Linked DNA regions of Homo sapiens: region 2 is linked to region 1. The links are chromatin loops, found by intact Hi-C in ENCODE. Cell type or tissue: PC-9. All regions are shown on one strand. Links, peaks and the distances in the headings refer to the core of each region. The heading gives the core; the rest is flanking DNA. Region 1 has its middle 63 kb from the start of MIR4776-1. Region 2 overlaps LOC102725082 (a long non-coding RNA gene).

What was found. Peaks named below come from ENCODE experiments on the same cell type or tissue, not always from the same donor. Only the 100,000 strongest peaks of a DNase experiment are listed, where the experiment ranks them.
Region 2: it touches region 1 in a loop (16-fold over the local background); 1 of 110 quality-filtered maps calls a loop at or near these places.

The regions. Positions count from the first base shown.
Region 1 is chr2:212,860,182-212,865,569 of GRCh38, reverse strand. No RefSeq gene overlaps it. Among named protein-coding and RNA genes, the nearest start is that of MIR4776-1, 63 kb to the left of the region's middle. RefSeq lists an enhancer at 2,091-2,385. In PC-9, for the core only: CTCF peaks have their summits at 2,000 and 2,199 (motif pointing left); a DNase peak (open chromatin) is centred at 2,189.
Region 2 is chr2:212,938,444-212,943,831 of GRCh38, reverse strand. LOC102725082 (a long non-coding RNA gene) reads left to right here. Exons shown (of 4, transcript XR_007088066.1): 3 at 28-2,717. It overlaps LOC107985980 (a long non-coding RNA gene), which reads right to left. Exons shown (of 5, transcript XR_007088067.1): 2 at 3,087-3,172. Among named protein-coding and RNA genes, the nearest start is that of MIR4776-2, 15 kb to the right of the region's middle. In PC-9, for the core only: no CTCF peak of the experiment used is centred there; DNase peaks (open chromatin) are centred at 2,801 and 3,531; H3K27ac peaks cover 1,796 bases.

The DNA of each region.
Region 1 (5,388 bases), core at 193-5,192:
ATGTCAATCTCCACAAAAGTGATGCATAAATTTAATGCATTTTCATCCCATCAGAATAACATTAGCATTTGGTTTGTTCATTTTCAAATTGAATATAATGAGCTTAAGATTCCTATATAACAATACATTTGATGACAGCCAAGAAAGAGTGAAGAATGGTGGGAAAACATTTGACTTACATGAAAATAAAAATATTTTAAAGTAAATAAAATAAATAATGAATTAGCCCATGATATAAAATCAGGCCAGGAGAAGGGAGGACTCAAAATCCTCCAGAATACACAAACATTAAATAGATGACAATGCTGGTATTTTTCTTCAGTGAGGAAAGCCGGTTTATTTAATAAAGAGTGCAGACAAAACTGGCTTTACTCCTGAAGGAAAACAAAATTAAATTTCTTTGAATTTTTTTATCCAAATGATATAAGAAATAAATTTTAGATAGAACAGAGACCTAAATATAAAACATAAGACAACGAAAAATTGGGAGATTAAATGTACTATCTATAGGTAGAAGAAACCCTTTTAAATAATGTAAGAAATCTAGAAGCTATGAAGAAAAGTATGTATTTGGCTGTGGAAAACACATGGCTCATCCAAGGGCTATTCCCTTCTTTTGTAAGGAGAACTTTCTTGGGCAGGGTGTGGTGGCTTACATCTGTAATTCCAGCACTTTGGGAGGCCAAGGTGGGCAGATCATTTCAGGCCAGGAGTTTGAGACCAGCCTAGCCAACACGGTGAAACCCTGTCTCTACTAAAAATTCAAAAAAAAAATAGCCCGATGTGGTGGCACACGCCTGTAGTCCCAGCTACTAAGGAGACTGAGGCAGGAGAATCACTGGAACCTGGGAGGAGGAGGTTGCAGTGAGCCGAGATCATGCCACTGCACTTCAGCCTGGGTGAGAGAGTGTGACTCCGTCTCAAAAAAAAAAAAAAAAAAATAGCCGTATGTGAGGGCACACACACCTATGTAATCCCAGCTACTCTGGAGGCTGAGGCGCACAAGAATTTCTCGAACCCAGGAGGTAGAGGTTGCAGTGAGCTGAGATTGTACCACTATACTCTAGGCTGCATAGCAGAGAGAGACTCTGACTCAAAAATAAGATAAAATAAATAAAATAAAATAAAATAAAATAAAATAAATAAAATAAAATAAATAAAATAAAATAAAATAAAATAAAATATAAAATAAAATAAAATAAAATAAGAGAAAGAGAGAGCTTTCTCACTGCCCCAGTACCTCTGCTTTCTACCTTTGAACACAACCATGTGAAAACACCATGTTTGTATCTTAGAAGCTATCTTATGTCTAACAGTCAATATTTAGGCTTAGGATAAAAAGCTAAAACACTTAGATGAAAGAGCAAAAGGATGAATGGAAAGGGGATGAATCCATGATGTTCCCTCTAAGCCAAGGAACTATCTTAGAATTTCACATCCAAATATCTTGTTGGTAAGATTTTTTTAAAAAATTCTTTTTTGGAAACTGTTATTCAATTACTTGAGTAAACTTTTTTGTAGTTGATTTGGCTAATATAAGCACTTAAAATGTACAGCAAATAGCTTAAAGTCAGTTTTTGTTTTCAAAATGGCAGCACAGAATCAATCTGGCTTCACTACGCACCCCCACCCACAACAGAAAAACCAAAACCAAATAAACAGCACTGAGATTATCACCAGCATTATCCCAGAATTCAAATATAAAGATGAGACAGTTTCCAGGGCCACAAGTAAGTGAAAAAACGTTGAGCAAATGATAAGGGAATTGGACTTCCATACCTGTGATGCCCCTCCCATCAGTCAGCTTGGCACCAAGCACATGGGAAGTCTGCCTCTAACTCATGGTTTCTACACTAGAAAAAGTGAGGTCATGGCAGATGGCCAGTTTCCCCATCATCTTGGGTTCCCTGGCAGGATATCTGTCCCTGCTTCAACACAGCAAAGCTTTCCTAGTGCCTGAAAGGAAAAATATTCCTTAGGATAGGCAGAGACAAAATGTGGAGATGGGACTACCATCCTCAGCCAGGGAAACTCTGCTCTGTAGCTCAGCCAAAGGAGACGCCAAAGCAGAGTGGTTGTTCAGCAGCATCACCCTGTAGGAAGTACTTTACACAGGTCCTCTGCGCATGAACCAGTCTTCCCACACAGCCAGGATACTATCTGTTTGGGACCCACCCGATTCAGGTCAGGCAGCGTTCTGTTTGCTAGAGCACAGGCAAAGCTGGCTTTCAGGCGCCATCTAGTGCCAAAAAAGAGGCAGCAACCTAGTGGGGAAAAAAGAAAAGGAATTCATCAGGTAAATTACAAAGACTCTAACAAAATGTGTCCAATTATAAAACAAAACAAGCCAGACAGAAAAGACTGGAATCAGTAACTAATCATTCAATGCAAATACATAAATGTACACCCACAAGAAACAACAGCAAACAAGGAGGAACTATGACCTCTCCAAATAGATAAAACAAGGAACCAGTGAATGACCCTAATGAGCACTATATGAGCTCTCTGAGCAAGAATTCAACATAAAGTAAAAGTCAAGTGATAGATTTGGGAAAATTGAGCCATAATAGAAAAAGAATTCTTAAAAAGTAATAAAAGTGGAAAATATATAAATAACTAGGTGGAAATATGAGCAAAATATATGACTAGAGTTTTTACAAAAGGGCAAGTGCCAGTGACCTGTTAACATATGAAAAGGTTCCTAGACTTCCAAGTAAACAGGGAAATTAAAATTAAAATGACAATTATATGATTTTATACACAGCCAACTGGAACATTTAAAAATGTATTAGCCATTTTTCATAGAGATTTGCAGAAAAGTATTCTTCTATGCATTGATAGTGAAAGTGTTGCTATAACCTCTTTGAAATAACAATCTGGGAAAATCTATGAAAATTTAAAATTCCCTTTGATCTAGTAATATAACCCATAGGAAACTCACCCATAAATATGAAAGGGTAGATGTAGAAGAATGTTTAAAACAGCATTATTCAAAATAGTAAAGTTCTCAAACCAAAACTTCACACCTTGGAATATCATGCAGCCACCAAGAGAAATGAATTAGAACGGTTACAGTTTACTCAGAGTTTTCCATGATCAGAGACAAAAACAAGGTGTCAAGTCACATTACATTATAATAGGTTTGAATTTTCTTTTAAACAACACCACAAACAAGTAAATGCCCTGTATTTTCAACTCCAGTATTTAAGATTGTTCTTTACAGGCACCCCAGGGCCTGTTCCATCACTCTTAATATATAACTAAATGATTAGAGCATTAATGATATAAAACATCCACCTGAATTATTAACTACTTATCTTGGTTTTGCCAGAGCAGATGCAGATTAGAGGATACGGCAGTGTACAGGTTGACAGAAGGATAAGAGGACAGTGGAGTGAAGAATAAAGAAAATGACTACCTTTTAAAATAATACAATATAGTTCTATTTATATATAATATTATATGTGTGCATATGAGGATATGTTATTTTGTGTTCACATATTATTTATTAGAAAAAACAGAGTTTAGTTAATTCCTACATATTTTTGGGTGGCCATAATATATTGTTAACTGAATAAAAGGACACCCAGGGTAAGAGAATATGATGCCATTTTGATGTTTTATTTAAAGGAAACCAAAGCCTTCTGTGTGTATATGTGGCTGTATATGCACAGGTGTATATGGGTGAGTGCGTGTATAGGGTGTGTATGTGTGTGTAGGAGAGGAAATTAAGTGAGAAAAGATAAAAATAATTTTATAAACCCTCTTTATATTGTTTATCTTGTTACCACAGTTAGATATTGGTTTTATAATTTGGAAAACGTCAAATGAATAAATTAGAATAAAAACTTTATTTATTATTTACTTTTACTATACTTTAAGTTCTAGGGTACATGTGTAAAATGTGTAGGTTTGTTATATATGTATACATGTGCCATGTTGGTGTGCTGCACCCATTAACTCATCATTTACATTAGCTATATCTCCTAATGCTATCCCTCCCTACTCTCCCCACCCCACGACAGGCCCCGGTGTGTGATGTTACCCTTCCTGTGTCCAAGTGTTCTCATTGTTCAATTCCCACCTATGAGTGAGAACATGCGGTGTTTGGTTTTCTGTCCTTGTGATAGTTTGCTGAGAATGATGGTTTCCAGCTTCATCCATGTCCCTACATAGGACACAAACTCATCCTTTTTTATGGCTGCATAGTATTCCGTGGTGTATATGTGCCACATTTTCCTAATCCAGTCTATCATTGATGGACATTTGGGTTGGTTCCAAGTCTTTGCTGTTGTGAATAGTGCTGCAATAAACATATGTGTGCATGTGTCTTTATAGCAGCATGATTTATAATCCTTTGGGTATATACCCAGTAATGACGTGGCTGGGTCAAATGGTATTTCTAGTTCTAGATCCTTGAGGAATCGCCACACTGTCTTCCACATTGGTTGAACTAGTTTACAGTCCCACCAACAGTGTAAAAGTGTTCCTATTTCTCCACATCCTTTCCAGCACCTGTTGTTTCCTGACTTGTTAATGATCGCTATTCTAACTGGTGTGAGATGGTATCTTATTGTGGTTTTGATTTGCATTTCTCTGATGGCCAGTGATGATGAGCATTTTTTCATGTGTCTTTGGCTGCATAAATGTCTTCTTTTGAGAAGTGTCTGTTCATATCCTTTGCCCACTTTTTGATGGGGTTGATTTTTTCTTGTAAATTTGTTTGAGTTCTTTGTAGATTCTGGATATTAGCCCTTTGTCAGATGGGTAGATTGTAAAAATTTTCTCCCATTCTGTAGGTTGCCTGTTCATGCTGATGGTAGTTTCTTTTGCTGTGCAGAAGCTCTTTGGTTTAATCAGATTCCATTTGTCAATTTTGGCTTTTGTTGCCATGCTTTTGGTGTTTTAGTCATGAAGTCCTTGCCTATGCCTACATCCTGAATGGTATTGCCTAGGTTTTCTTCTAGGCTTTTTATGGTTTTAGGTCTAACTTTAAGTCTTTAATCCATCTTGAATTAATTTTTGTATAAGGTATAAGGAAGGGATCCAGTTTCAGTTTTCTACATATGGCTAGCCAGTTTTCCCAGCACCATTTATTAAATAGGGAATCCTTTCCCCATTTCTTGTTTTTGTCAGGTTTGTCAAAGATCAAATGGTTGTAGATTTGTGGTATTATTTCTGGGGCCTCTGTTCTGTTCCATTGGTCTACATCTCTGTTTTGGTACCAGTACCATGCTGTTTTGGTTACTGTAGCCTTGTAGTATAGTTTGAAGTCAGGTAGCATGATGCCTCCAGCTTTGTTCTTTTGGCTTAGGATTGTCTTGGCAATGCGGGCTCTTTTTTGGTTCCATATGAACTTTAAAGTAGTTTTTTCCAATTCTGTGAAGA
Region 2 (5,388 bases), core at 236-5,235, 78 kb before region 1:
TACAAGAAAATATGTTGGCATTTGTAGGTTGGCTCCAGTACGTTTCAAGTGCCAGCAACTGAAGGTGAACTCTGGTTGCTTCCAGGCCTCCCTTGCATGATTTGGGGTTAGAATTGTCCAAATACCATGAGTAATATGGAAGTTCTCTGAAGGGTAAGTTCATGCTCTGATTTCACATTTACTTTCTGATAATTCGACTGGAAACATAACTGAGAGCCCTTGCTGTGGCAGCTTCCTGGAGATGGGAGTGATATGCAGAGTCACTCTGCTTGGAACTTCATCAGTTTATTCCCAAATCCTGGCAGAATGAATTCAACACTTGCTCCGTCATTGCTGTTGCCATTTCATGCTTAAGAAATAAGACCTAGTTCTTAAATAGCCACTGTCAACCACTTCTTCGATGCTTTCTATTTCAAATGCTATGGCTATGGAATATTCAAATTATGAATATCTAAAATATAAGTGATGTACTATGCTGTGCTTCTTTTCTGAAATACACTTTTACAGTTTTGAGTTTATAGTTCATAAATATCCACTGATATTTCTGTACTTTCTGTCTCTTTTGAAGACAGCCTTTAGATGAGGTTTTATCCTATGGGCTTTGGTGATTAACAGCAAAACAAATTATGTTGTTATAATACTTAATATTTATCATATCCTTTTGAAGAGATGTTCAAAATATGTTAGACATTTTCTCCTTTATGTCAAATGCTTTTATATACTACTACCACTGACTTATTTTCAAATGGTTTATTCTCATTATTGAAATACCTAAATGGTCATGTAAAATTAAAATAATTTATCTCATAAAATGAAAATTATGAAAATAAAAAGGATAAAGTCCACTTCTTTCATTTAATATCTTTGGATTCGTTTAATAGAGTGCTTAAATCAGGGGCTCTGGTAAATTTTACCATGGCTTTACGTTATGTCAGTGGACATTGTGTTTTAATCCAAGACTATGAAAAACTAATTGTAGATAAACAACAATTGAATAAATTACTAATTAGCAAAAAAGATGCCAAATTGAGATCACCTATTAGCATGATTTAGAGCTAATTTTATGCTTCTTTTTAGCTTTTCCTTGGCAATATCTTTTTTTTTTTTTTTTTGAGACAGTCTTGCTCTTGTCGCCCAGGCTGGAATGCAGTGGCATGATCTCAGCTCACTGCAACCTTTGCCTCCCAGGTTCAAGCGATCCTCCTGCCTCAGCCTCCTGAGTAGCTGGGATTACAGGTACCCACCACCATGCCTGGCTAATTTTTGTATTTTTAGTAGAGACAGGGTTTCACCATGTTGGCCAGGCTGGTCTCGAACTCCTGACCTCATGATCTGCCTGCCTCAGCCTCCCAAAGTGATGGAATTATAGGCATGAGCCACCAGGCCTGGCCTGGAAATATCCATATATTTTTATAGTGCTTCTTAAATCACTCTTTCTGTATCTATGAGCACAAAACACCAAAATAATAGTTATATTGAAGGTGTCTTATTTCTACAATTTCCAAGATAGTGACATCTGAGATAATCATTTAACAATTTAAATGAACTTTAAATATACAGACCACAGATCCATTTTTCTTGATTCAATAATATTAATGACATTCCAATACACAAAGTTCCTTATTAAACAGCAGAAAACTTCCCAGAAGTCTTTCCCCTACTTTTGTGTGATATTAAAAAACTTTGGAAAGTGTTCTATAAGAGTTAAGATTTATATATATTAACAATACAGCCAAGGTGCCCCTTTCTTTTTACTGCAGGTTTCTAGACCTTCAGCTCCTTAGATAAAGTTTATGAGAATATTAGAATCTAATAATGATTAGATTCCACTTAAAATTCGTTCTCAATTTATAACTAGAAGTAATTAGAAGTCCCTATCTTAAATCATTCTAGAGATGTACAAATAATATAATAACATTTCTAAGGACTTTCTGTTTCAATAAGAAGAACAGTATAGATTATGTCATTTTCTTGACAATTTGTAGTGGTAAAAACCACTTCACTGTGTCTATTGTTTTTGGTTTTCTGCAGACATGGCTATAGAAAGGGTGATTAGAATGTACTTTTTAAAAAAAGTTCCTAACCCAAGAAAAAGCTAAAAAGAGCCTTCCATGGGGAATAAAGCACTAAAATTAGTTGTCAATCATGCCAATACCTGCTTACAATTTGGTGTCTTTTCCACTAAGTTGCAGCTTCTTCAGTTGTTCTTAATCAGCATTGGTTTTTCATTGCAGTACCTCTTGCATCCATTTCTCTATTTTCAGTGTCCCCGAACTAGTCCTCAGGGACTCCATAACCTATTAGGTTTGACATCAAGTATAGGATCCTAGGTAAGTCATATAGTGACATAGAAGCTCTGTGAACCCGAGTTTCCTCATATGCAAGATGCAAGAGTGAGGGGAAAATGAAATATCTAATATGCCTCTGTCCTCTAAAATTTCATTATACTGCAATTTCAATTCAGGCTCCTCTCACATAGCAGAGCCCTGTCTTTGCTGATCTTTCTGCCTCCAATCTGAATTCTGGCATTTAAGATTTATTCTAGCAGTTTAAATCACTTTTGACTTTGGGAAATCTTTTTGTTAACTTCATTTGCTGTTCAAAGTTAAAACTGTCACCTGACTTTTTCCAGATATTCCTGCCTGTTTTCCAAACTTGAGTAAAACCACTGTGAAAGCTGGAGTTAGTCTAATACTTCTTGGCAGAACCTCATGCAGGTAACTTGGCTTGTTGGCCATAAGTCTCTTAGTCACAGCCACAGGTAATCCATTTCCTTCTTGGCTGTTAGGAAAGGGCCTAATTAGCGAATCCAACAAATTCCATTCCCCACCCCCTTCTTCCATGGGTTAGTTCTGTGCTCCTTTAGGCTTCTTGCCAGGCTGCTGCTCTGAGAGCGATCAAATTACCATTAGAGCCAGCCAGCAACAGCACAATGCTGTTTATCTACCTTCTACCCCACAATTCTTTTTCTTCATCAAAAGTTCTGCTCCATTCTTTTTCTTCCTAAGGAAACCTACCACTTCTCCCATTTGCTTATGATGAATCTATGATTTTGTTATAATTTTTAATGAAATAAAACAACTTACCCTTTTTGTTCCCAGTAACACATCACTGAATTTCACATGATTTCATGAGATTTAACTTCAGGAGCAAATGAAATAAATCCCTCCTCCTACCAAAAAAAAAAATCTTTTTTCATTTATCAAATATGCTACACATACTAGAGAAATGCAAACCCAAATGATTCAGAAAAGTTAGGCGTTTACAATTTTCACAAATAGGGACATTTTATTCTTTATATCATTTCAGTCATAGATTTCTACTTAAATTGACTTTCTTCTTACAATCGTCTTTGTGAGATTAGTGTATGAAATGATAGCATGAAGAAGTAAAAGCTATAATACATCAAGGTACATTTGGCAGAAGAATGACTCATCTTCATGAATTCTGTGTGTATTCATGAAAGAGCTCAGCTGGGCGGCCAGGTGACCGGTAGGAGTGGGTTATTTACCTGGGAGGACCTGGAAAGCTTTTTACACAGTGTCAACAGGATTGTTGTTAAGCAGCAAGTTGGCAAATATGGCAGGGTTGTCATTAAACAATGTTGGGATTCAGATCCACTGACGTTTATTTGCTTTTCAACTGTTCAACAACTCATAGAAAGAACCAAGCTGTCTTTTTTAAAAAAGCACATGCATCACTGCACTCCTTCTCTCTTTTTAAAGCTCTTGGCAACCCCAAAACAGGGTGAAATAATCCTTTAAGGTGAGGGCTTTTTTTTTTTTACATGGTCCTCTGTAAATGAACTTTGGGGGAATTCGTGAACTTATGCAAATATATGTTGCACTTGGTGTATAAGTATTTGCATACACACAATCTCCTGTCTAGGGGAGGAGGATGTATGCACATCTTTTATTAGAATTTAAAAGGGGTCTGTGAATCAATATAGTTTACAAACTACTAATTCAGGGTCTAAATTGAGCAGCTTTAATATCGGGGGCGGGGGGAGGGAAGAGAGACGTCACTGGAATGATGCATGTTCCTCTCATGCACAATTTTTAAAAGCCTCACCAGCTAGGTAGACATGAAAGTAAGAGATGGAGAACGCTGGTCACTGCTGCAAAGGTAAGAATGGTCTGTTGGGAGCAGCTGAGTGGAGACAGAGAAATTAATGTAATGATTTTCCCTCCCTACCACTTCAAAAATAAAACCAAAAATAAGGCAGGGCCATGTGCCAGGTAAGGTGCCAGGGTGTGCAGGGGAGGGGACAGCCCAATAGTCACTGGCTCATAAACGGTGGTGAGTGAAGCTGCTGGGGTACCAGCAGAGCAATCTCTTCAGAAGCAGGCAGATGAGGCTCGATCCTACAAATGAGCCCTAAGCCAAAGACTATGGGTTTTCACAAACTTGTCTCTCACCTTAGAAACCATGAGACCAAATGAGACCAAAAACAAACATCAAAAAAACAAAAACGAACAAGCCTTTCCACACAAGGGCATCAGTACAGCCTTGCCTTATTCATCCAGACAGGAGTTTCTAGCTTTTGGTACTCTTTGGAAAACTATCAGCGAGTACTGCTTTTCTAAGGGTCTTACTCACCAATTCCAGGCCAAGTGGATATGGGTCAGGACTTACTGCTATTGCACGTGGCTCAATGCACAGTCCTGAGGCTCACATCCAGAGTTCCCTAAATAACCCTCTAATTGCTAAATAAAGGGAAACTGGTGACTCAGAGTTTGTGATGCTTTGTCCCCCAATCCAGATACTTTCCCCACATCCCGTCAAGGTAGCAGGCTTCAGAAATGGCCATCTAACATCTCATTACCTTAATTTTGGTAAGTACATGAACATCAGAGATGCTTTTTTCCACGGGGTTGCCACCTTTCACTATGCCTTCCACATTCAGCCCAGTGCATCTACATCCGTCCGCCATATGTAAACAGTAACAAAGAGAAGTTTGCGGCAGCTGGCTAGAGCTTCTCTCCAAAATAAGCCTCAGAGAATTGTGGGGGCTTTTTGTTTTTGTTTTTTTGATGTTTGTTTTTGGTCTCACTTGGTCTCATGGTTTCTAAGGTAAGAGACAAATTTGTGAAAACCCATAGTCTTTGGCTTAGGGCCCATTTGTAGGATCGAGCCTCAACTGCCTGCTTCTGAAGAGATTGCTCTGCTGGTACCCCATCAGCTTCACTCACCACTGTTTATGAGCCAGTGACTATTGGGCTGTCCCCTCCCCTGCACACCTTGGCACCTTACCTGCCACATGGCCCTGCCTTATTTTTGGTTTTATTTTTGAGGTGGTAGGGAGTGAAAATCAAACTTCGACTTCCCTTGAAGTTTTAGAGAACATTCTTAAAATAGGCTCGTTTGCTTCCTACAATCTTTCCAGTT